Regions from separate parts of the Homo sapiens genome. Here all the other regions are linked to region 1. Evidence: chromatin loops called from intact Hi-C (ENCODE). Cell type or tissue: HCT116. All regions are shown on one strand. Region 1 holds the start of LOC124902454 (a long non-coding RNA gene). Region 2 overlaps VCL (vinculin). Region 3 overlaps VCL (vinculin).

Evidence for each region. A loop is a pair of places that touch in the nucleus more often than their neighbours do. Peaks named below come from ENCODE experiments on the same cell type or tissue, not always from the same donor. Only the 100,000 strongest peaks of a DNase experiment are listed, where the experiment ranks them.
Region 2: it touches region 1 in a loop (21-fold over the local background); 92 of 110 quality-filtered maps call a loop at or near these places.
Region 3: a loop joins it to region 1, with 9 times the contacts of the local background. A loop is called at or near these places in 21 of 110 quality-filtered maps.

Annotation. Positions count from the first base shown.
Region 1 is chr10:73,882,115-73,890,114 of GRCh38, reverse strand. LOC124902454 (a long non-coding RNA gene) reads left to right here and starts at 652. Exons shown (of 2, transcript XR_007062196.1): 1 at 652-888; 2 at 1,446-1,653. RefSeq lists enhancers at 1,207-1,286, 743-1,701, 1,848-2,566, 1,730-2,929, 3,861-3,970. In HCT116, CTCF peaks have their summits at 3,675 and 3,878 (motif pointing left); DNase peaks (open chromatin) are centred at 904, 2,224, 2,600 and 3,850; H3K4me3 peaks cover 2,476 bases; H3K27ac peaks cover 3,923 bases.
Region 2 is chr10:74,077,242-74,085,241 of GRCh38, reverse strand. VCL (vinculin) reads right to left here. Exons shown (of 22, transcript NM_014000.3): 7 at 2,698-2,788; 8 at 1,729-1,876. Among named protein-coding and RNA genes, the nearest start is that of AP3M1, 70 kb to the left of the region's middle. In HCT116, a CTCF peak has its summit at 3,839 (motif pointing right); DNase peaks (open chromatin) are centred at 3,851, 5,251 and 5,721; H3K4me3 peaks cover 1,092 bases; H3K27ac peaks cover 2,749 bases.
Region 3 is chr10:74,099,159-74,107,158 of GRCh38, reverse strand. It overlaps VCL (vinculin), which reads right to left. Exons shown (of 22, transcript NM_014000.3): 14 at 6,062-6,211; 15 at 3,231-3,339; 16 at 1,806-2,108. Among named protein-coding and RNA genes, the nearest start is that of AP3M1, 48 kb to the left of the region's middle. In HCT116, a CTCF peak has its summit at 3,434 (motif pointing right); a DNase peak (open chromatin) is centred at 3,438.

The DNA.
Region 1 (8,000 bases):
TGGATCATCTGAGGTCAGGAGTTCAAGACCAGCCTGGCCGCTTTTACCAAAAAATACAAATATTAGCTGGGTGTGGTGGTAGGCACCTGTAGTCCTAGCTACTCAAGAGGCTGAAGCATGAGAATCGCTTGAGCCTGGGAGAAGGAGATTGCAGTGAGCCAAGATCATCAGGCCACTGCACTCCAGCCTGGGCAACAGAGTGAGACTCTGTCTCAAAAAAAAAAAAAAAAAAAAGAAAGAGCTGGATGAGGCCAGGCGTGGTGGCTCACATCTGTAATCCCAGCACTTTGGGAGGACAAAGCAGGAGGATCATTTGAGGTCAGGAGTTCAAGACCAGCCTGGCCAACATGGTGAAACCCTGTCTCTACTAAAAATACAAAAAATTAGTCAGGCATGGTGGCGTGTGCCTGTAATCCCAGCTCCTCAGGAGGCTGAGGAGAATCACAAGAATCACTTGGGCCTGGGAAGTGGAGGTTGCAGTGAGCCAAGATCACGCCACTGCATTCCAGTTGGGGCGACAGAGGGAGATGATGAGACAAAGAAAAGGGAAGGGAAGGGAAGGGAAGGGAAGGGGAGGAGAAGGGAGGGAAGGGGAGGAGAAGGGAGGGGAGGGGAGGGGAAGGGAAGGGGAGGGAAGGGAAGGGAAGGAAAGGAAAAGAAAAGAAAAAGAGAAAGAAAGAAGGAAAGAAAAGAAAACAAAAGAGCTGGATGAGAAAGTTCTAAAGGTAGAGACTCGTGCCACATGCAAATGGCGACTTAACATCGGGTCAATTAGAGAAGGACTAGGCAATGATGAGTGTTCTGCTAGAGCGGCAAGAAATGCCCGTGGCTCCCTGCTGCAAGCTTCCTCATTTGAATCAGGCCTTGGCAGCCACCACACCCACCAGGGTAAGTCATATGAAGGCCCCATGGGAAATCCCAGAGCCTAGCTAGGCCCAGTGGCCCACAGGCAGGCACTCCAGCAGCTGCACACTAAACTGGTTCTGTAGTCACAATGACAAGCCAGGGCCTGCTCGTCACAGGGTCCTCAGAATCAGGGTTTTCCGGTACCCAGTCCACAACCTTCCCTGGGGCCACAGTTGCAGCTGCTGTTCCCTGTGATATTAGCTCAGCTCACCTGGCCTCTTGGCACGAGGGAAGTTCCCAAGAGCGCAGGGGTGAGGACCTGGTCGAGGGAGCAGTAAGCCCCCTCCTCTGGCACCTCTAGCCAAGCCAGCTTTCTAGGTAGTCATCCAATTCAGCCACACAAAGTGCTGACAGGAGGAACTGTCATCCTGGGGCTGCATAAAGGAAGATAGGCCAGACCCTGGAGGGCAGAGGGCTGCACCTGGCTGGGATGCCCAGACGGGCCCATGGGTGACAGACAGCACCTTATGCCCCAAGCTCAGTTTCTAGCAGTGTTTGCAGAGCCTGTGCTATTTTAGGTTTCTTTGTCATCATTGCAGGCAAACTGGACTGGAGGAGTCTGATTAGAAGAGAAAGAACCGGTTTAACAGAGCTAGGGTGATGGGGGTTGCTTCCCGGAGCTGGCACCATAGCACCAGGCAGAAGAGCGGGTGTCAATGCTTCCGAGGCTCAAGACTGGTTTAAGATTATGGCATTGGGTTTCAGAGCAACTTGTCAGAATAAAGGAGGCAAAGAGGAGGACTTTGAGCTTCAGGAGCCAGAGGCTATAATTTCTGTCTCAGGAATAATGATGACAACAATAATACCCTTATTATAAATGTGCTTTATAATATACAAGATACCTTCATAGACATTATCTCATTTGATCCTTACTGCAGCCCTATGAGGCAAGCAGATATTCTTCATCGCATCTTAAATATAAGGAATCTAAGTCTCACCCAGGTAAGTGACTTGCCCAAGGTCACAGTCTTAAGAAAGTGGCAATGGCAGGGCCTGCATCAATGTAGAAAGGGGTTTGGGGAACCTAGACCTGCATAGCTAGAGGTCTTTGCAGGAAGAAAGGAACTCAGAGAATGAATGGGGAGCCCTGGCCTTCTGCTGATGGCCCCAGGAAATATGGGGCTTCATGGCTCTGTGGCCTGAGAAGTGACCCCATACACAGCCTGCTAGTGGTCTGGGCATGCAGGGCCATCACAGCGGGCCCCCAGGCAGCTTCATCTCCTCTCTTGGCTGGCGGGTGGGAAGGGTTTTTCTGTTCCCCTAATGCCGCCCCCTGAGTCAGCTCTCTGGCATTGCCCTGGCATGTCCTGGGCCCCACGCCCAGGCAGTGAGGAGGTGCTGGCAGATTGCCCAGGGAATGCTGCTGTCTTAACTTAAGCCAAATCCTAATTACGACCCCCTTCCCGGAGGCAACCCAATAATAGCTGCATTGGGGGCTGTAACTTGTAGGCACAGGGTGAGTCTCCCCTGCCCCTTGGGCTTTCTGGCACAGGTGTCACTGGGCACCCACCTTTACCTGACGGCTGCAGCCCTGGAGGGAATGCAGGGAACAAATCCATTTTATAGACTTTGGCTGAGCCAGGCTCCCACCCCAGGGCCCTGCTTGGGTTTCTGGTCACATCCAAATAGCTACGGAGGGAGTTGCTTTTGGACAGAATGGAGGAAAACAGAGCCAAGACTCCAGCCTGAAGCCGCCTCAGCTGTTTCTGGGGCTCTGACTCAGAAGCTGCTTCTCAGGAATGTGGAGCACTGGGGCCTCTGAGACCCTTGTCCAGGCACAGCGGAATGAACAACTGGGTGGAGGGGATGTTTCACTCTTCTCTGTCTTTTCTGAAAACACCCGCACACAGAAACTCACCACTGGGCAGGCTGAGAGCTCCTCCAGGAAGGAAGCCTTCCCGGACTCCCTCAGACCCCAGGGATCTATCCCTGGAAATGGCCACGGGCAGCCACAACTTGCACTTAGAAAAATGCGGCACTGCACGGGAGTCTGTCTCTATCCCTCTGTATCTTATCTCCCCAACTCTGTTGTGACTTCCTTGACCTCATGCTTCTGAGTGAAAAAGAGTGCCCTGAATATCACATTCATTTGACAAACATGTTGACTGACAGATAATCTGAGAAAAAGGAAGAAATAAATAAACAAAAAGAGGCAAAGATAAATCAGTGAGAAAGTAAGCAGGCAGATCACAACCCAAAGTCTGGGGAATCTGCTTCACTTCCCAAGCAAAGCTCCCAGGCCACCTGGAGAAGGAAGAGCAGGAAGGCTGTGTCGAGGTGGCCTGGTACTTCCTTGTCCCCAGCACCCACTCCAGCCCCAGATGCCCTCAGATCTACCAGAAGACACTGGAGATCCTTATACCTCCTGAAAGGAGGGGTTCTGCAGTGATTCTCCAAATGTGGATGATTTTCTTTTCTCTGCTTCTGGCCTTACTTCCTTGCCCTAAAGCAAGTAGGTGTCTCATGGGATAATTCACAGTGAAATGAGACATAGAGAGAACTAACCCTGGAGGAGAAATCATGTCAGCAGTTTATCACACAATGCATTGATTTTAGATTTGTCTGTGTACCTCATTAGATCATAAGAGCTGGGAGAGTAGAGAAGGGAGGTCTTGTTCACCAAACTAGTCCCAGAGTATAGCACCCTGCCTAGTACACAGAAGGTGCTCAGTTGGGTGCCCCATATACATTTGTTGATTTGGCTCATTGAGGGGCACCTGGAACCTGCCAGAACACTCCTGTTATCTAGCTGGCATCAGCAACTTTTATTCTGGAGCTCATTCCATGTCTGAGATCTAGTGATCTACTGGAAGAAACCATAGCTGGAGGCACCAATAATGGACTGTGGGGCCTTGGGTTCTAAGACAGACTTGGTGCTGGAAATGACCCCTGGGGTGGAGTGGGCTGAGTAATCTGGTAGCTCTCCGGCTCTCTAAAACTGGGTCTAAGGCGGCCTCTAGTGGACAAGCAGAATCACTGCCCGTTTGGGGTGGAGACCTAGCCTCCTCACTTCTGTGGCCCGCACCATCTCCAGGTTCTCCATCCTTGGGCCCAGAGTGGAAAGCATTCAAGATGGCACCACCACCAATATAAGCGGCCCATATCAGAACAGGATCCATCCAACGGACAGACCCGTTAAAAAGCACTCACTGTGTATAGCACACAGTGCTTGGCCACAAGATATGAGGAGAAGGAGATATAAGGAGGAGAAGACTAGGGCTCTGCTTTTAAGGGACCTATGATCTAAATGAGAAGTTAAAACCAAAATTTTAAGAAAGCAAACAGCAAGCCCATAATTAGGTGCCAACCATTTCAAGGGGTGAGTTCAGAGAATCAGCGCAATCTCATCTGTAAAATGAGAATACCAAAACTTACCCTTAGGGTTGTTATGATGATTAAAATGAGATAGTAGGGAGAAAATATGGCATTATTGTTGTTGTTGTTCAAGCAATCTATGTTCAACATAAGAAATTTATTATTTGTGGCCGGGCGCAGTGGCTCACGCCTGTAATCCCAGCACTTTGGGAGGCCGAGGTGGGGCGATCAAGAGGTCAGGAGATAGAGACCATTCTGGCTAACACAGTGAAACCCCATCTCTACTAAAAATACAAAAAAATTAGCCGGGCGTGGTGGTGGGCGCCTGCAGTCCCAGCTACTCAGGAGGCTGAGGCAGGAAAATGGCATGAACCCGGGAGGCAGAGCTTGCAGTGAGCCGAGATCACGCCGCTGCACTCCAGCCTGGGCGACAGAGTGAGACTCCGTCTCAAAAAAAAAAAAAAGAAGAAATTTATTATTTGTGTTTGTTTGTTTGTGTTTGTTGTTGTTGTTTTTTGGGACGGAGTCTGGCTCTGTTGCCCAGGCTGGAGTGCATTGTTGCAATCTCGGCTCACTGCAACCTCCGCCTCTCGGGTTCAAGTGATTCTCCTGCCTCAGCCTCCTAAGTAACTGGGATTACAGGCATGCGCTACCATGCCCGGCTAATTTTTGTATTTTTAGTAGAGATGAGGTTTCACCATGTTGGCCAGGATGGTCTCGATCTCTTGGCCTCGTGATCCTTCCACCTTGGCCTCCCAAAGTGCTGGGATTATAGGCGTAAGCCACTGTGCCCAGCTGCTAATTTTCGTATCTTTAGTAGAGATGGGGTTTCACCATGTTGGCAAGGCTGCTCTCAAACTCCTGACCTCAAGTGCTGGGACCTCAAGTGCCTCCCAAAGTGGCTTCCTGAGGGCAGGGACATCACCTCTTTTGTTCACTCCTTTTTTTTTTTGAGACAGAGTATTGCTTTGTCACCCAGGCTGGAGTGCACTGGCGTGATCTCTGCTCACTGCAACCTCCACCTCCTGGGTTCAATCAATTCTCCTGTCTCAGTCAAATAGCTAAGACTGCAGGCGCACGCCACCATACCCGGCTAATTTTTGTATTTTTAATAGAGACGGGGTTTCACCATATTGGTCAGGGTGGTCTCGAACTCCTGACCTCAGGTGATCCACCTGCCTCAGCCTCCTAAAGTGCTGGAATTACAGGCGTGAGCCACCGCGACCAGCCTTGTTCACTACTATATCCCCAGCACTGAGACAATGTCCCATTAATATTTCTTTTTTTTTTTTTAAGACGGAGTTTTGCTCTTCTTGCCCAAGCTGGAATGCAATGGCGCAATCTCGACTCACTGCAACCTCCGCCTCCCGCGTTCAAGCAATTCTCCTGCCTCAGCCTCCTGAGTAACTGGGATTACAGGCATGCACTACCATGCCCGGCTAATTTTGTATTTTTAGTAGACATAGGTTTTCTCCGTGTTGGTCAGGCTGGTCTTGAACTCCCGACCTCAGGTGATCCACCCACCTCGGCCTCTCAAAGTGCTGGGATTACAGGTGTGAGCCACTGCACTTGGCCAATATTTCTTAAAAAGGAAGAAAAAGAGATAGGGAAGGAAGGAAGGGAGGGAAGGAAGGGAAGAAAGGGAAAGAAAGGAAGGAAAGGAAGGAAAGGAGGGAGGGAGGGAGGAAATAAAAAAAAGGTAGAGAAAGAAAGAGAAAAAGAAAGAGGAAAATGAATAAAATGGGTCAGCAAAGTTAGAAGGAGGGCTACTGCAGAAACTCGGGAGGCTGAGGAAGGCCTAGTCCAGGATGGTGGGAGGGAAATAAAAAAGAAGAGATGGATACAAGGACATGTAAAGGGAAAAATATATAGGTGTCAGTTCCTAATGATATACAGGATGATAATGATAACAAGTACCATTTATTTAGCATCAGGCATCGAACCATTCACCTACAAATACTATCATTAAATTATTATAACAACCCTACAGTGAAAGTTACAACATCTTTATTTTACCAATGAGGAACATGAAGCTCAGGGAGCTTAGTTACCTTGCCCAGGTCGCACAAGTATTAATAGTAAGCAGCAGTCCCAGAATTCAAACCCAGCTCTGCCCTCTAAGCGAGATAAGGGATGAGTCAAGATTGACTCCAAGATTCTGAACCTAGGTCATCAGCAACTAGTCACGTCACTGTCAGAGCCAAGGGAACCTGAGAAGAAAACTGGTCAAGGTTGGCAAGGGGTATAGTTACAATGGCTAATATTTATTGAGCCCTGACTATTCCAGGCACTGTTTTGCCCTTCACTTATACTGATAATTTATTCCTCATAAAATCCTATCAATAGATAGGAGGAATAAGTTCAAGAGATCTATCAGGAGATACAGCACAGTGATTGGCTGGGTGCAGTGGCCTGTAATCCCAGCACTTTGGGAGGCTGGGGTGGGTGGATCACTTGAGGTCAGGAGTTTGAGACCAGCCTGGCCAACATGGCAAAACTCTGTCTCCACTAAAATTACAATAAATAAATAAATAAATAAATAAATAAATAAATAAATAAATAAAAATTAGCTGAGTCTGGTGGCACGTACCTGTAATACCAACTTAAGCATGGGAGGCAGAGGTTGCAGTGAGCCAGGATCATGCTGCTGCACCCCAGCCTGGGCGACAGAGCGAGACCTTGTCTCAAAAAAAAATAAGTTAGCATGGTGACTATAGTTAATAACAATGTACTGTATTCTTGAAAATAACTAAGAAAGTCGATTCTAAAGTGTTCTCAATACAAAAAACAGTATGTGAGGTATGCATATGTTAATCAGCTGCATTTAGCCATTCCATAATGTATACATATTTCAAAACAACATGTTGTATATGATAAATATATACATTTTTTTGCCAGTGAAAATAAATTAGATGCTAATTAAAAAAAAAAGTCTATGAAGTGAGTACTACTATTCCTATTTTGCCAGTAAGAAAACTGAGGCGCAGACAAGTCATAAAACACAGGCCAGGCACAGTGGTTCATGCCTGTAATCCCAGCACTTTGGGAGGCCAAGGCGGACAGATCACTGAGGTCAGGAGTTTGAGACCAGCCTGGGCAACATGGTGAAACCCCGTCTCTACAAAAAATACAAAAAGAAAATAGCTGGGTATGGTGGCACACACCTGTAGAACCAGTTACTCAGGAGGCCGAGGTAGGTGGATAGATTGAGCTTGGGAAGTCTAGGCTGCAGTGAGCTGTGATTGCACCACTACACTCCAGCCTGGGCAACAGAACGAGACCATGTCTCAAAAACAAAAAACAAAAGAAATGCTCACAGGCTCCCATGGCTAGTGTGTTCTTAACCACCATGTTATCCAGCTTCTCAATGTGGTTAATTTGGATGGGGATCATGTTGAATTTGGGTGGATAGTGGGACATTCAAGTGGGAATGTCTGGAAGGGGATCATTTGTAGCTCAGGTCTGGGACCTAGCAGCCTCTGGACCTTGCCTGGAGTCCAGAGAGTTGGACATGGGTCTTTCTTTTTTTTTTTTTTTTTTCTTTTGAGATGGAGTCTCGCTCTGTCACCCAGGCTAAAGGGCACTGGCACGATCTTGGCCCACTGCAACCTCCGCCTTCCAGGTTCAAGTGATTCTCCTGTCTCAGCCTCCCAAATAGCTGGGATTACAGGCGAACACCCGCACACCTGGCTAATTTTTGTATTTTTAGTACAGACAGGGTTTCGCCATATTGGCCAGGCTGGTCTCGAACTCCTGACCTCTCAGGTGATCCTCTTGCC
Region 2 (8,000 bases), 200 kb before region 1:
GAACAAGTTTCAACTTTACTATTAGGCATTTGTGTATTTTAAAAGTTCAAGCCAGGAGTGGTGGCTCACGCCTTTAATCTCAACACTTTTGAGAGGATCACTTGAGGCCAGGAGTTTGAGACCACAAAACATAGCAAGACCTTATCTCTACAAAATATTGAAAAACTAGCCAAGCATAGTGGCACATGCCTATAGTTCTATCTACTCAGGAGGCTGAAGAAGGAACATTGCTTGAGCCCAGGAGTTCAAAGTTACAGTGAACTATGATCATACCACTGCACTTGAGCCTGGGTGACAGAGCAAGGCCATGTCATTAAAAATAAAAAATTTGGCCGGGCATGGTGGCTCACACCTATAATCCCAGCACTTTGGGAGGCCAAGGCAGGTGGATCACCTGAGGCCGGAAGTTTGAGACCAGCCTGACCAACATGGAGAAACCCCGTCTCTACTAAAAATACAAACTTAGCCGGGCATGGTGGCGCATTCCTGTAATCCTAGCTACTCAGGAGGCTGAGGCAGGAGAATCACTTGAACCCAGGAGGCGAAGGTTGCAGTGAGCCGAGATCGCGCCATTGCACTCCAGCCTGGGCAACAAGAGCGAATCTCCCATCTCAAAAAAATAAAAAAGAAAAAGAAAAAGAAAAAGAAAAAATTTGGCAGGTCATGGTGGCTCACGCCTGTAATCCCAGCACTTTTGGAAGCCAAGGCAGGTGGATCACCTGAGAGTTTGAGACCAGCCTGGCCAACAAGGTAAAACCCTGTCTCTACTAAAATTATAAAAAATTAGCCAGGTGTGGCAGCCCATGCCTGTAATCCCAGCTACTTGGGAGGTTAAGGCAGGAGAATTGCTTGAGCCTGGGAGGCAGGGGTTGCAGTGAGCCGAGATTGCACCACTGCATGCCAGCCCGGGTGACAGAGCGAGACTCCGTCTCTAAATAAATAAATAAATAAATAAATAAAAACATGTTTTAAATAAAGTCAGGCCAGGCATGGTGGCTCACACCTGTAATCCCAGCCCAACCTGGCCAACCTGGCAAAACCCCATCTCTACTAAAAATACAAAAATTAGCCAGGTGTGGCCGGGCACAGTGGCTCACTCCTGTAATCCCAGCACTTTGGGAGGCCAAGGAGGGTGGATCACGAGGTCAGGAGTTCAAGACCAGCCTGGCCAAGATGGTGAAACCCCGTCTGTACTAAAAATACAAAAATTAGCTGGTCGTGGTGGCGGGCGCCTATAATCCCAGCTACTCGGGAGGTTGAGGCAGAGAACTGCTTGAACCACGGAGCTGGAGGTTGCAGTGACCCAAGATCGCGCCACTGCACTCCAGCCTGGCAACAGAGTAAGACTCCATCTCAAACAAACAAACAAACAAACAAACAAAATTAGCCAGGTGTGATGGCGGGCGCCTATAATCCCAGCTACCCGGGAGGCTGAGGCAGGAGAATCTCTTGAACCTGGGAGGTGGAGGTTGCAGTGAGCCAAGATCGCACCACCGCACTCCAGTCTGGGTAACAGAGTGAGACTCTGTCTCAAAAAATAATAAATAAATAAATAAAGTCAGCAAAGGGAAAGTTCACCTCCATCTCAAAAGAATTTAATAGACTATAATATCTCTGTTATCTACTAGCCAAAGAGATAACTCAAAACTGGCAGAGGCTTGTTTTCTGAATCACCCTGTTAGGAGTGAGTTACCCACTACTGCTCTGTAAGGACAGAGGAACTTTTACCTGGCACGGAGGTCAGCCACTTGATCAGTCATCTGCCCTAGCATTTTGCAAGTTCCCAGAATCTCCCTGCGTTCTTTGCCTGCACAGAGTTCACCAACTTTTCCAGCTTCATCTAAGATCTGTCTGATGGCCTGCTCACCAGCATCCCCTAAAATAAAGAGATATTCAATAACTACATTGTTGACACATTCATTATTTAGAGAGGATACTTTACAAGTCATTTCATTCACCAAGGAATGGATGATTTTAAACAAGACGAGTGAATAGAAGGCAACATATCTGATAGCTAACAGCCAAGCAGTGCCCTTAAACCATAGGGTGAGGTTTCAACAACAGACACGCAAAAAAAGATACTTGGAACTGTATCTATTTGGAGATACTAAGTAGCTTGTGGTAAGAATATGGATGATGAAAACAGACTCTAACAATTTAATAGTATTTAGCACCTCCAACCTACTTTAGGTTTTTCACATTCATTCAAATATTAATCTAAAACAGAATAAATATTAGATTAGAAAATCAATAAAGCCTAGTTCAATAACCTATTTGGGTCTTATCTTTATACAGTCAACTTTCCAATTCTCATTGGCATCATGATTTAATCTGCTTAATTAAGAACTCTGTTGACATAAATGGAAGTCTGCTCAATGGGAACTGGAAGAGAAGAACTTTCATTCAAAATAATTACCTTTTGGATTCAGGGAAGGGGAGAACCAAAAATTTTGCAAAGAATGCCCAGCTCAGTATGACTTACTCCTCCGTGATTAGAGGTGATCGAATCTATTCCCTTCATCCTTGTAAGGCCTACTACTTGCTTCAGTTACTCAGAACTATCAGATAATGGGGTATGCCCCATAATGTTACAGTAGTTCTCTCAGATGATGAGATTATGGGAAAATTTCTTTCTTTCATTTGCTTGGTTTTTAGCTTCTCGTTGTATTGATCAGAAAAGCAGAACTAGAGGGTTACCTGGGGAGGCACTAGGGTCACGGAGCCAACCTTTGGCCTGGTTCAGTTTGGAGTCTATGGAGGCCAATGCTCTCTTCATGGCTTCAGTGTCCTTTTGGGAAGAAATCCCACCATTATTTTCTTTGCAAAAGTTGAGATACCATGATAGAACGTAAGACAGAGAAGAAGTTACAGCATTAACATACATAGCTAAGGTAGTCAGTCCTACGAAGGCCTTAAAAATATTGTCACCACACCACAATTCTCATTTCTGTCAAAATGCAGCATCTTGCATGCAAATATTCAGTTAATTCTACTCTGTTGCTAAACAGAGTGGAATTGGGTTCCCTATTGCTAAAACTGTGAAAACTGGTAAAATTGCTCAAGCCAGAATATGTTTAATGTCTTCAGCAGGAAAAAGCCCTGTTGTCACATGCCTCATTGTCAGCCTTTCCACTAGTCAACATTCATCTACTGCAGCCTTGCCAAAGCCCTTCCCACCTCAGGGAAGCCTCGTTAGTATGTGGTGCCACAAATCACAGTTCTTTTACATCTTGTTTTGAAATGCACACACTGGATGATATTTCACTATATTCAATTAACCTGAAAAACTTGGAATTACTGGTTGGAAGAAACAATTGAAAATGTTAATCTAGCAGTTTAATTTTAATTCTACAAATAAACCCCTCAAAGTAATATAATTTAGAAGTGTTTTCTGACCTTCCCTGCTATTCCTCCTTCTTAGTTCCCTTACTATCCCTCACCTGGAAGAAGATGCAGGATAGAATAAATGGGTCTCAGCTTATTTTTTACAACCAGGATTCACGAGGACTATCAGGAAACTAGCATAAAATCTCCCAGGATACACCAGGAGAAGCTGAAACAACAGACTAATCACTTTAAATGTATTTAAGTATTTCCGTAAATTTTTTTAAACACATAAAAACACAGAGAACAATATAACACCAGCCATCTCTTAAGTCTCTATTTAGCATCTTCAAAGACCATCTATCCTCCTTTTTGCTGTAGGAAACTGACTCTTACAGAGTTAAGCCATCAAAGCACAAAGTTAACCTCTAAAATTCTAGGCAATGTCCTAGCTTCCTTCAGTTTCCAATCCTGCACAACTGGGGTTCTTAAAGGTGTTGCACCACTAGTTTTCCACACGGGGGCACCAGGAGCATCCCCACTTCCAATTCAAAAAAAGATACAGCACTATCACAAATAAGCATTGGCAGCACCCATAGTTAGGCTCAAGGTCCACAACTGTTCCAAAGCCCCCTATTCAAAAGACAGATCTCTCAACTGTCGGAATCCCTCCTTCCCCTTCTAAACAGACACAGATGATTCTCCTGTTGAATCCTTGGCTATCTAAGGCTCTAAATAGCAAATTCTCAGCTATAGCAATGAAAAAGAAGTGAACTAAATTACCAAAAAAATTGAAAACAAAATATTTTTATTATCAAGTTATATGTAACCATGGTAGCTGTCAATAAAAGGCAGAATCATAAGAGGATCTATTTCAAAATCCACTTGTAATTAGAAGAAGATATGTGGTATTTTTAAGTGCTTTGATTCTCAAATGGTTTGAATATCAGCAAATCTCTCCTATCATGTCTTAAATTAATTTGTGCAGAAAACGTTGCCTTCAAAATTAATGCAAAGGTCAACTTTAGCTTAATTCCAAATTAGCAAGGCCTGAATCAATAACTTTTTAAAAGACTTGAGGCCAGGCAACTCCTAACCTCAGAGAACTGGGTAGCCTTCAGGATCTAACACAAGTTATCTAGGCATAGGTTTTCTTTTAATCACAAACTCTTACTTAGGAAGTGTGTGGACATCCTGGAGAATAATTATGTCAATGTAAAAATATTTCACTTAAAACCTGTTAAACCATTTTCCTAACACACTTTTATTTTCAGTGAGAAAAGCAATAGGTATTTATTACATTTCAAAAATCTAAATTCAAAGGGAAACGAAGGTCAGAAATTTTTATGTCTACTCTAACATTAAAGGCTACTAGTTAGGAAACTAAATTCAACTGACATGCATTGAATTTAATATGCATTCCCTGCATGTTAGGTTCTGTTTTAGCTACTTTCCCCCTCCTTACCTCATTGAATCTCAAATTTAAATGTCATTTAAATAATACTACAAATTAAGAAACAGGAACTGACTCCTACAAACCTAATTTGATCTCAGGTTTGTTGACTCCAAACCTCATTGCTTATCAAATGAAACAAGATTTTTTTTTCTTTTACCAAGGAGAGTTGCTAAAGATTCTACTAATCTCCAACAATAGTCAGCAAATCTCTGCCTTGTCAGTTTTGACTTTGGTTAATACTGCAGAGAAAATAAGCTCCAGAAATCAAATTCATAATCTACACTAACAAAAATGACTGCTTTTATTCTCCAATGCCCAAAAATGATTTGAAACACAATGGAAAAAATAGTTTTTGTCTATTCAGCATCCTCAAAAATCATTTCTTTTTTTCTCCTTAATAAAGCTCTAATGGCCAGTACTGCAAGGAAAGAATGTAATTCTCAGGAAGTGAGTAATTTACTGCTCAGTGGGAGGTGTGACACCGTCAAGAAGTTAAAATTAAGAGATGTTCATTTTCCCCTAAAAGGAACCAATAGCCAATTTTGAATGAAGCTGCATTTAATAACTGCGACTTTCAATAAGTTACCAAAATTTTTAACAGCATTAATTTTAGACAATTTCAGAGATTTAAAACAATAACTGAAAGAGCCATCTTAAATTCTTTCTGGAAAACAGTAGGTTATAAGTAACCATTTTATGTTAGTCATATCTAGTAAAAACAAACATGTCTAAGGGAATTTTTTTCTCCTAAGACTTTCATATATATTTCTTTTGAAAGGCAATATTTATTATAGAATTGACAGAATTCTGTCATAAGCATGTAAGTATACAAACAATGAATATGACATAAACAAATTCACTGGACAACTAGGACAGAAGTCAATTTGGGGATATATTTATAAAGGGTGAAAATAATCGTAACCCTTGTGGTCAGCCATGCTTTGTACCACAAACCATTTTGCTAAACCTTGTCATGTAGGTCTGTATATTTCAGGTCAGTATAATTCAGATATGAAATAGAAGAGAGAAAAACTGCACCTTCATTTGAGTATTCTTCTCTGTAAAAGCTCAACTTTGGGAAAAAGAAAAGTCTCTACCAATTTCTTATCTGTTTTTGGTTTGTTTTTCAGGGGGTTTGTGGGTGTTGAAAGAGTGAAGTATAAAAAGACCAGGTCTAGTCATGTGGCTTTGGGGACAGCTGGCCTGAATCTATCTGGGTCCTCCCCCACCATGTTATGCTCCTTCTTAACATAAAATTCTTATGAATTCATGTTTTAAATGAAAAAAATACAGTGCCTTGGCACTCTTCCCTGCATACCAAAAGATGGAACGACAAGCTAAACCATTTGTACGTGCTTTCCTAGGAACTGAAACACTCCTTAAATTAAACATAGATTTAGGCCTCAGAACACCTGTGAATAATAATGACCTCCTTCTATGGACAATCAAGAGGAACTTCGGTTAAAAAAGTAAAGTCCTGCAATCCTAGGCTCTTGAAAATTTTAAATATGGGGAATAAGAACCTCTCTCCATGACTGCCCACCATACTCTCCCTTCTCCCTCCACCAACACCTGTCTTCCCACTCCATCCCCTTTCTAACCTCATTTCCACCTGCAAGTCAATGTTTTAAACCAGATGTTTCTGGTTTAAGATGTTTCTGGAAAGTATAGATTGGGCAGTAGAACAAAATCTTACAAACTACATTTAAACAAGAGAAAGTTGTCTAGTCCTGAGACTTCATGCAAGTTACCTTCTCTGGGTCTCAATTCCTCATCTCTAAGAATACCTTCCTGGCTCTAAAAATCTATGCTACCTATGAGTGCATGATCAGATGTACTAGCCAAAGATAACTTAGATCAGAAGGGAAACATCAATTTATTTTGGGATTTTCTCCTCATGGGGAGCAGGGAGATAAAATATCATAAATGCCTGAATTAACTATTTCTCTCAAGCTCTTAGAGATCTTTCATTCTATTAGCTGCTAAAAACAAAACACTAGAACACTTGCTCATAGAAAGCCCACAAATGACCTTTTTTTAATTTAACAAATCAACTCTTAAATCCCAGTGGTCTGCAAGTAAGGGGGTAGTATTACACACTCACAAGTTCTAACCAACATTTCCTGCCTTAGTTAAGTTTGCTAATCTTCTGTATAAGGCATCTGAGTCACTTACTACTTTTACCCACCACCAGCCCAGGACCACAGTGGGGAGAGACCCACCACAGGAACTAATTCTGAATAATAGAATTTAATGATTCACGGTGCAAAGCTGCAGGAGTGCCTATGTAGGGTTCAAAGTCTTAGCAGTGAAATTTTTTTTTAATTTTTTATCTCACTTCCTCTTAATTCTCAGCATGCATCAAGATACAAGTAATATAAATACCAAAAAAATTAAATGTAGAGCACTAAATTTACAAAGGGTAGAATTAGAATTGTGTTTAACTCAAATTCTTTTAATAAATAATGTATTTTCAGAAAAAAATGCTAACCTAATTTTTAATGATCACTATAAAATGATTGTTGATTTAAGAAAAGGAAACTTTTTACTTTTAAAATAAGTGAAGTGTTTAAAGTCAAAGTTACTTTTAAATTTGTAAATGTGCAATTTGAATATAGGTATAAAAGGTAAAATAATCAGTTATTGCATTGCCTCTTTAAAATCTTAACTTATTCGGCAAGACGCACTTTTACCAAGAATTTTTTCCACTTACTTTCTTCCCCCACTTTTCTAGAGGAATCATCACTTTCCAGAAGAATACTGCACCAATGGGGAGGCATGAAACAAGTATGGTAAGACAAAGTTAATTATTTATTGGTAGGGGCGAGAAGAGGTGAAAGACACTGTATGCATTAAACAGAATGGGAACCCAGCAGTCACAGTCAGACAAAAGGTCTGATTAATTCACTGCTTACAGTGGAGCAATGAAAGATGCGTAATGCTACAAAACTGAAAAAGAGCCAAAATCCTAGCTACCAATTTCTATTTTCAGGGTAAAATTTTTTTCTATTTTGATAACCAATAGAAATGATTACTCTTAGAGGGTGAGGAGCGGTAGAGTGGATGGGAACCAGGTTAGGAGGAAGACTTATCAGGTATATCTTTTTGCAGCACTTTGATATTTGAACCACATAAATGTAAAACAAAAGCAAAATTAGGTTAAAAATAAACCTCTTTTTTTATTCTGATGTCATTAGGTTAAAAAATAAGCATCTCTTTT
Region 3 (8,000 bases), 220 kb before region 1:
ACTGGTTCCATGAACAAAAGCTGGATGTGAAGCTGCCAGTAAATATCACGGGCAGTGATTGAAGAAGGGGGGAGGCAGGACAAGGCAGATGCCCTGAGGCCTGCAGAGCATTGGAAGCATCACAAACCAGCTGTTCTTTTAGTGTTCAGGGTGCCTTCTTGGCTGTACAACTAAAAAGTACCCAGGAGATCCCTGGGCATGAACACTTTGGGCTCAGGTGGCATCCATCACCTCTCTTATGATGAGGCAGTCAAGAGATAAGCCTGCCCAACTCAGAACATGGGAGATGTCAGTTTCAGATTGGACATACATTCCCTGAAGTACTTCTCACCTTTCTCTCTACTCCTTTGCTGTCCTTGGCATTCAGTATGTTAACCCTTATGCTGAGCTGCGCTACTCTGTTCAGTTGCCTGGAATTCAGGAATCTACTCTACTATTAGAAACTCCAATTAGGAAACCAAGCATGTCCTTAGTGATAATGGGTTTTGGATATTAGAAAGATTCTGCCTGAACCAGAGATGAATAGGGGAGCCCCTCCTTCCTACTCTCTTGCATTGACTGCATTCTACTCATAGACAAGACTGAAAACATCAGATGTTCAAAACAGGAAGGAATTCAGATGATTTCAACCAAAGGAGCGGCTCCAATTATGATCTGCCATGGTAGTACCAAAAATATGATCAAAATTCACCTAAAGAAAACCCAGATTTTCTTTAGGTGTAGGGCCTAGGAGACCCACAGATCAACTTAAGCCCTCCAGATTTGATAGAAACTGAGAATGCTTTACAAAGAAAAAAAAGCATTTTAAGAAAAGCCCAAGAGAAGTTAACACCAGTTACATAAACTAAATGGATGGTAAATTGGTTATCATGCATCTTTTGAAAATTTTCCAAAATAATGACTGAACAAGGCGAGGAGCTATTTAGCCAGACCATATTAAGAAAGCACAGGCTGGATGCCTGTAATCCCAGCACTTTGGGAGGCCAAGGCGGGTGGATCAACTGAGGTCTGGAGTTTGAGACCAGCCTGGCCAACATGGTGAAACTCTGCCTCTACTAAAACTACAAAAAATTAGCTGGGTGTGGTGGTGGGAGCCTGTAATCCCAGCTACTCAGGAGGCTGGGGCAGGAGAATCACTTGAATCCAGGCGGGGGCGGAGGTTGCAGTGAGCCAAGATTGTGCCATTGTACTCCAGCCTGGGCAACAAGAGCAAAACTCCGTCTCAAAAAAAAAAAAAAAAAAAAAAGCGCAGAGGTTGGGCACGGTGGCTCACACCTGTAATCCCAGCACTAAAAAAGCGCAGAGGTTGGGCACGGTGGCTCACACCTGTAATCCCAGCACTTTGACAGGCCAAGGCGGGTGGATCACCTGAGGTCAGGAATTCAAGACCAGCCTGGCCAACATGGCAAAACCCTGTCTACTAAAAACATAAAAATTAGCCAGGCATGGTGGCACACACCTGTAATCCCAGCTACTCGGGAGGCTGAGGTAGGAGAATCGCTAGAACCCAGAAGGTGGAGGTTTCAGTGAGCTGAGATCATGCCACTGCCCTCTGGCCTGGGTGAGAGTCTCAAAAAAAAAAGAAAGCACAGAGAAGTTGGTCCAGAAAAACTAACATACAACAAGCCTGCTGATAACTGCAGAGACTTGGATGGAAAAAGATTAATCTAGCATTCTCAAACTAAGTGTCTATAGTTTTTGCCCCCAGACTTTGTATGTGGTGGTTGTGGGGTACATATTCCCTCACGACCTTTCCTGAGTTAACCTCTCAGTGGAGGTGAGACATAGTGCCATGCATTGCTTACCAGGGTCGGAAATGTTTCCAGCCACAGCTTTTGCATCCATCACCATCGGGGAGATGGTTTTGCTCAATTCATCAGAGGCAGCTTTCACAGCCTCACGGAACTTGGGATCCTCGGAATTCTCCACCTCCCTCTTAGCCACCAGCAGGATCCGGTTGGCCCGACGAGCAATACTGGTTGCCCCAGCAACCAGCATCTGAGGCTGAATGTTGGCCATAGCTACCTTGCACTTGTCCAGGTCTTTTTTAATTGCTTCTTCTGAAGCATCCAACAGAGATTTGGTATCAATGGCTTCGTCCACCAGCCCTGTTAGGAAAACAGAAATGGAATTTAGTTTCAATTTAGAAGAACAGAAACTCCAAAACACTGTTATCCACTCAAACTTCTCATGAGAAAGTATAACATCCAGAATTCTCTTCTTCAGCTCAAACTCTTCCTACATAATCAAAAGCTTCCAGGTAAACACCACAGTTAAAAAAAACAGTGAGGACATAGCCCAAAAGCCCATCTGGATTTGCAGCATTTATACCAACCGTGGTTGCCAGCCTTCTTGTATCCACCCCAGACAACCAGAAATGCAACATCGGGAGGAAACAAGGAATATGTCTGAAACCATCACTGCATCACCACCACGTTATCTGTGAATAATATTTTCTCCCTGTCCCTCTCACTCCCCAGCCATCTGTTGCTTGTTGGCAGCTTGTAGTGCTCAAGATGAGCCATGCGGAGGATTCCAATAACCCTAACAGCCTATTTCTTATTCCTGTTACCTCTCTTCAGACACCTCAGGAGTTCCACTTTCATCTCGGGCTGCCATGGACCCCAGTCACAGCAGGTTCTGCAGGGACAGCAAAAAGCCTACATTCCTCATTCCTTCTTTCCTATCTCTCCCTTTACAGAGAATGAAGACGATTCAGAGGTGCCACTTCAATTGCACAGACACAGGTTTGCTGGTGGTTGGTTTCTCCTTTTTAAAAAAACTACGTAGTTGATAAGTTGGAGGAAACTTTGAGACAAGTTGTATTAAATGGTAGCTATTGTGGTTCCTTGAAATGTGAACCCACTGAAAATGACAGGGACACTTACTGTATCCACAAACACCGCCTCCCAGCCTCTGAAACCAAACTCGGGCTCGGACTGGGCAAAGACACTATTCAAAGAGAAGATAGGAGTGGTGACAATAAACATCACGCCAGGAGGGCAGCATTAAAATAAAAGAGACTCAAAGAGTCTCTCTTCTGACAAAGTTGCAAGGCTTGAATGAGAAGCCGCCACTGCTCAGCAGCCTTAAGCAGAGCCAAGTACACTGCTCAGCACGTGACCGGCCCTTTATCCAATTACAGCTGAGTAACAGAACCAGTCCCGCTCCAATTTCTCAGAACTCATTCTTCATGGATTAGACAACAAGATTTGTATAGAAAACTCTACCTGTCATTTTTTCAACATTATCGATCCACTGGTTCTTCATGGTCTCAAAATGTTCATAAGCAGCTTGATTTCCAGGGTTCCTAAGTAAGATACGAGCAGCCGAGACCACCTGACAATGACAAAACACCTTTAAACACCAGAGCACCCTTGCTCTCCAGATACAAACCTTCAGCCAAGCTTTCTCCTCTTTACCTACAGATGGCACTGTAAAGCCAGAAAGTGGCAAGTCTCTTTTCAGGCTGAATACATGAGGTTTGGTCTCAATAAACAGCTCCCCAGAATGGGCCCTTCACAGGAAGGTTTTACCATCACAGCCTGATTTTAAGAAGGTAATAAAGTGACAAAGTAAATGAGTGTCCACTTGATACTTCAGAAGAACATACACAAAACTGGCATATGTTTAAACACTTGATGTCAACTCTTCCATCTTAAAAATCACCATTAAGAAGGATACCGAAAAGTACTCAAAACTGATTTATGAATAATATGAAGAAAAAATCCTCACAACAACCCCATGAGACAGGACAGTTAATATCTCTACTTTAGAGATGCAAAAACCAAGTCTCAGAAAATTTAAGTGACTGCTCAAGAGGTCCTGGCCAGTCAGTTACAGCATTTGGGGAAAAAAGGATTAACATTTGCCACGTATCTGGTAAGATACAGGCTGTACATGCATATTCTTAATCCAAATAGAGTCCATTAGGAAGGAGTTAGCTCCATTTTACAGATGAGAGACTAAGCATCAAGAGCACAGAGGAGTCGGCCGGGTGCAGTGGCTCATACCCATAATCCCAGCACTTTGGGAGACCGAGGCGGGTGGATCACTTGAGGTCAGGAGTTTGAGACCAGCCTGGCCAATATGGTGAAACCCCATCTCTAATAAAAATACAAAAAACTAGCCGGGTATGGTGGTGGACGCCTGTAATCTTAGCTACTGGGGAGGCTGAGGCAAGAGAATCGCTTGAACCCCGGAGGCGGAGGTTGCAGTGAGCCAAGATCATGCCACTGCACTCCAGCCTGGGCAACAGAGCAAGACTCCGTCTCGGAAAAAAAAAAAAACTCACAGAGGTCTCAAGTCCAAATCTGTCTCCAGAGTCCTCATTTTATCTATAATTGGTGTTATAAGCCTAGATTCCTGTTCCTCCTTTTTAGGAATCTCAGTTTCATATTGAAATTGTATTTTATGTTCCATGTTTTATGGGAGCTTTTAAAGAGTGTTAGACATGTTTGTAGCTTATGAAAAATTGTGTAAAAGTTGGACAAGTTAAAAAGTTGGACAAGAGGATCTAATTTATTAACACGCCACACAGGCAAAAGTTTAATGATTCAGAGACATGTTTATTTCCCCCATATCTCCTCACAAGTTCACACATAAGCCAGTATCACAAATTTATAAAGCCTAGCATAGTTTCGAATGTATCATAGGCACTCAGTAAATGTCTGAATAAATAAATGAAAAAATAATGAATTTTCTATAATTTGAATAGAAGAAAAATTGCACAAACATCACACTAAATAATGTTGAGCTAATATTTTTAAGAAAACCTATCACATAGTAAACTTTTAATAACTGTACAGTTTGGTTTTTTTTCCCAATCTTCCTTTGCTCCCAAACTTACTAGCCATGCCTTGTTACACAATAAGTAGAAAAAAGAAAGTTATAGAAACAGATCAATTTAAAAAAAAAAAAAAAACTCTCACAAAGATGTGGAGAAAAGATATAAACTCCAAAATCAAAACAAAGTAGCCTCTTAAGATTATCCAAGCCGGCCGCAGTAGCTCATGCCTGTAATCTCAGCACTTTGGGAGGCCGAGGTGGGCGGATCATGAGGTCAGGAGTTCAAGACCAGCCTGGCCAACATGGAGAAACCCTGTCTCTACTAAAAAATAGAAAAATTAGCCGGGCATGGTGGCGGGTGCCTGTAATCCCAGCTACTCAGGAGGCAGAGTCAGGAGAACCACTTGAACCCAGGAAGTGGAGGCTGCAGTGAGCTGAGATTACACCATTGGACTCCAGCCTGGGTGACAAGAGCGAAACTCTGTCCCTCAAAAAAAAAAAAAAAAAAGATTATCCAAATATTTTCCTAGTTATGTGTGTATGTGGCAAGGGGATTGCTTTACTAATTTTTTCTACTTTCAAAACTAAGATCGAGACCATCCTGGCTAACAAGGTGAAACCCCGTCTCTACTAAAAATACAAAAAAAATTAGCCGGGCGCGGTGGCGGGCGCCTGTAGTCCCAGCTACTCGGGAGGCTGAGGCAGGAGAATGGCGTGAACCCGGGAAGCGGAGCTTGCAGTGAGCCGAGATTGCGCCACTGCAGTCCACAGTCCGGCCTGGGCGACAGAGCGAGACTCCGTCTCAAAAAAAAAAAAAAAAAAAAAAAACTAATAAATAGTCCTTGTAAAAAAAAATTCAAATGTTATGAAAATGTATAAAGACGGTGACAGGGTCTTGCTCTGTCACCCCAGGCTGGAGGGCAGTGGGGCAATCAAAGCTTACTGCAGCCTCAACCTTCTGGGCTCAAATAATCCTCCCACCTCAGCCTCACAAATAGCTGTGTTCACAGGCATGCGCCACCACACCCAGCTAATTTTTTTTTTTTTGGTAGAGTCGGGGTCTTGCTGTATTGCCCAGGCTGGTCTCAAACTCCCAGGCTCAAGCAGTCCTCCCGCCTCACCCTCCCAAAGTGCCGGAATTATAGGTGCTACCGTGCTGGCCTGTATATGTTTTTTTATGCCATCTTACGGTAAGTATTCAAAAATGTATAGAAACTGTTCTGTAATTAACTTTCTTTACTGAACACTGTATGAGGAATGAGCAAAACCCAACCTGGGGTGTGAGTTCTCGGGCCGTCTTCACTGAGGCCTGAATGCCTTCCACTGTTGATTTATTAGCAGTACCAACCGCAGCCGCCTTCTCGGCCGTAGCACCAAGCTTTCCTGAATGGTTTTCAAAGTTAGCTGCCCTCTCATCAAATACCTTGAGGAAAAAACAGATATTAAGAACATTTATTTCAATAAAATGGGTCAGGCAGCCTAAGAAAAAGTTTCATCCTTTAAGAAGGGCAGCAACTGCTCAAAGACTTTAGAGATGACATCAAACCCTAGTTAATAAAACAACAGTCAAACTCCAAATCCTGGCCTTGATGGATCTCCTCAGACGTTTAGCCATCACCATCATGTGCAAATGCACACAAACACACTCACACACACACGCACATAACCTTCATTTCCAGTTCAACCAGTGCTTACCAGGTACAAGCAGGAGCATTATATACTCTGCAGTAATTTGCTGAATGTGAAGACTAAACAACCCCCATTCTCAAAAGCTTATCTTCTAGTTTGAAGAAGACAGTCAAGCCCACTCCAGGCTCTATTGTAGGCAGCTGGGTACATTAAAAGCCCAGAACATCCACACAGTCCTAAATTGAGCTCCAGGCTCCCCAGAGCAGCATCCTTCATATATCCCATTACCATTAATGTTGTAAAAACTCTGCCATTGACCTCCAAGGGAAAAATGATAGCTGGTGCTCACACTCAGGCCTCAGGGCAAGGATGACTGACTTTTATTAACCCCAAATGCAAAATCATCTACTTAATTGTTCATTCAGCTCTCAAATTCTAAAAAAGTTAATGTTTCCTTTAACAGGGATACTGTGCAAGGTTGCATACTGTGGAGGGGACTATTAAACTTAAAGTAGCAAGAGATCTTTGGTCATTTGTTAGAATAGATTCTTGCAAAAGCTTATCTTCTTCAAACTAGAAGATAAGCTTTGGAGAATGGGGTTTATTTAGTCTTCACATTCAGTTACTTACTTACTGCATTATTAGAACTGATGCTTCCCAACAGCACTGGGTCAGGTTTATACACTACACGAACATGTCTGGAGCTGCCTAGTGGAATGCGTCCTCTTTTTTGTCAACTTCTGCCTAACTTGGAGATCAGTTCTGGCTCTAGACAATCTCTAAAGGTCTCTTGGTTCAATAGCAGGTTCCAAATCATTGCCAGTGTTCTGTGTCTATCTTCTCAAGTCTCTTCCCCACGCCAGCCTCTTGTTTGGATTTAACTACATGGGTTCCTGCCATTTAATGCTGAGAATCTCTGCCTAAAATCCCTGATCTCCTAGCCTCCTTCCCGTGGCCTCAGTTCTTTTACCCTAGCTGGTCTCCCACACTCTGGATCTCCTGGGCTTTTACCTACCTAATATCCTTGGTTGACCATCTCAATGCCAGACCATGACTGCTGCTCCTTCTGATTTAACTAACTGCTTAACTTGCTTTTCTCGTCACTCAACCAAAATTTACTGAGCACCTACTATGTGCCAGACCCTGAGACAGGTGCTGAGGACACAAAAATGAGTAAAACACAATATCCTCATCTCAAGGAACTCACAGCCCAGTGAGAAAAAAGCACTCGAAAACAGATTTACAATACAGTGTGCTATGTACAATAATAGAGCTAAGCACTGATACTATAGGTAGGAGCAAAAGAAAAAGCACTTAACCTCTCTAGGAAACAAAGGATAATAGGATGAAGGATAAATAGTAATTCACCAAAAAAGAAGGGGAAGATAATTACACAGAAAAAACAAAGACATGGAAAAGACAGACTGTGCAGGAAACCACAAGCAACTAGGTATAGCTAGGGCCAGAAATGAGAGGGAGGGGTTTGTAGGAAACAGGTATGGGAAGTGTCAGAGCTAGATCACAGAGCCCTGGCCTTATCCTCTGTGAAAGTACAGGCCCCACTGAAGGGTTTAAGCAGGAGA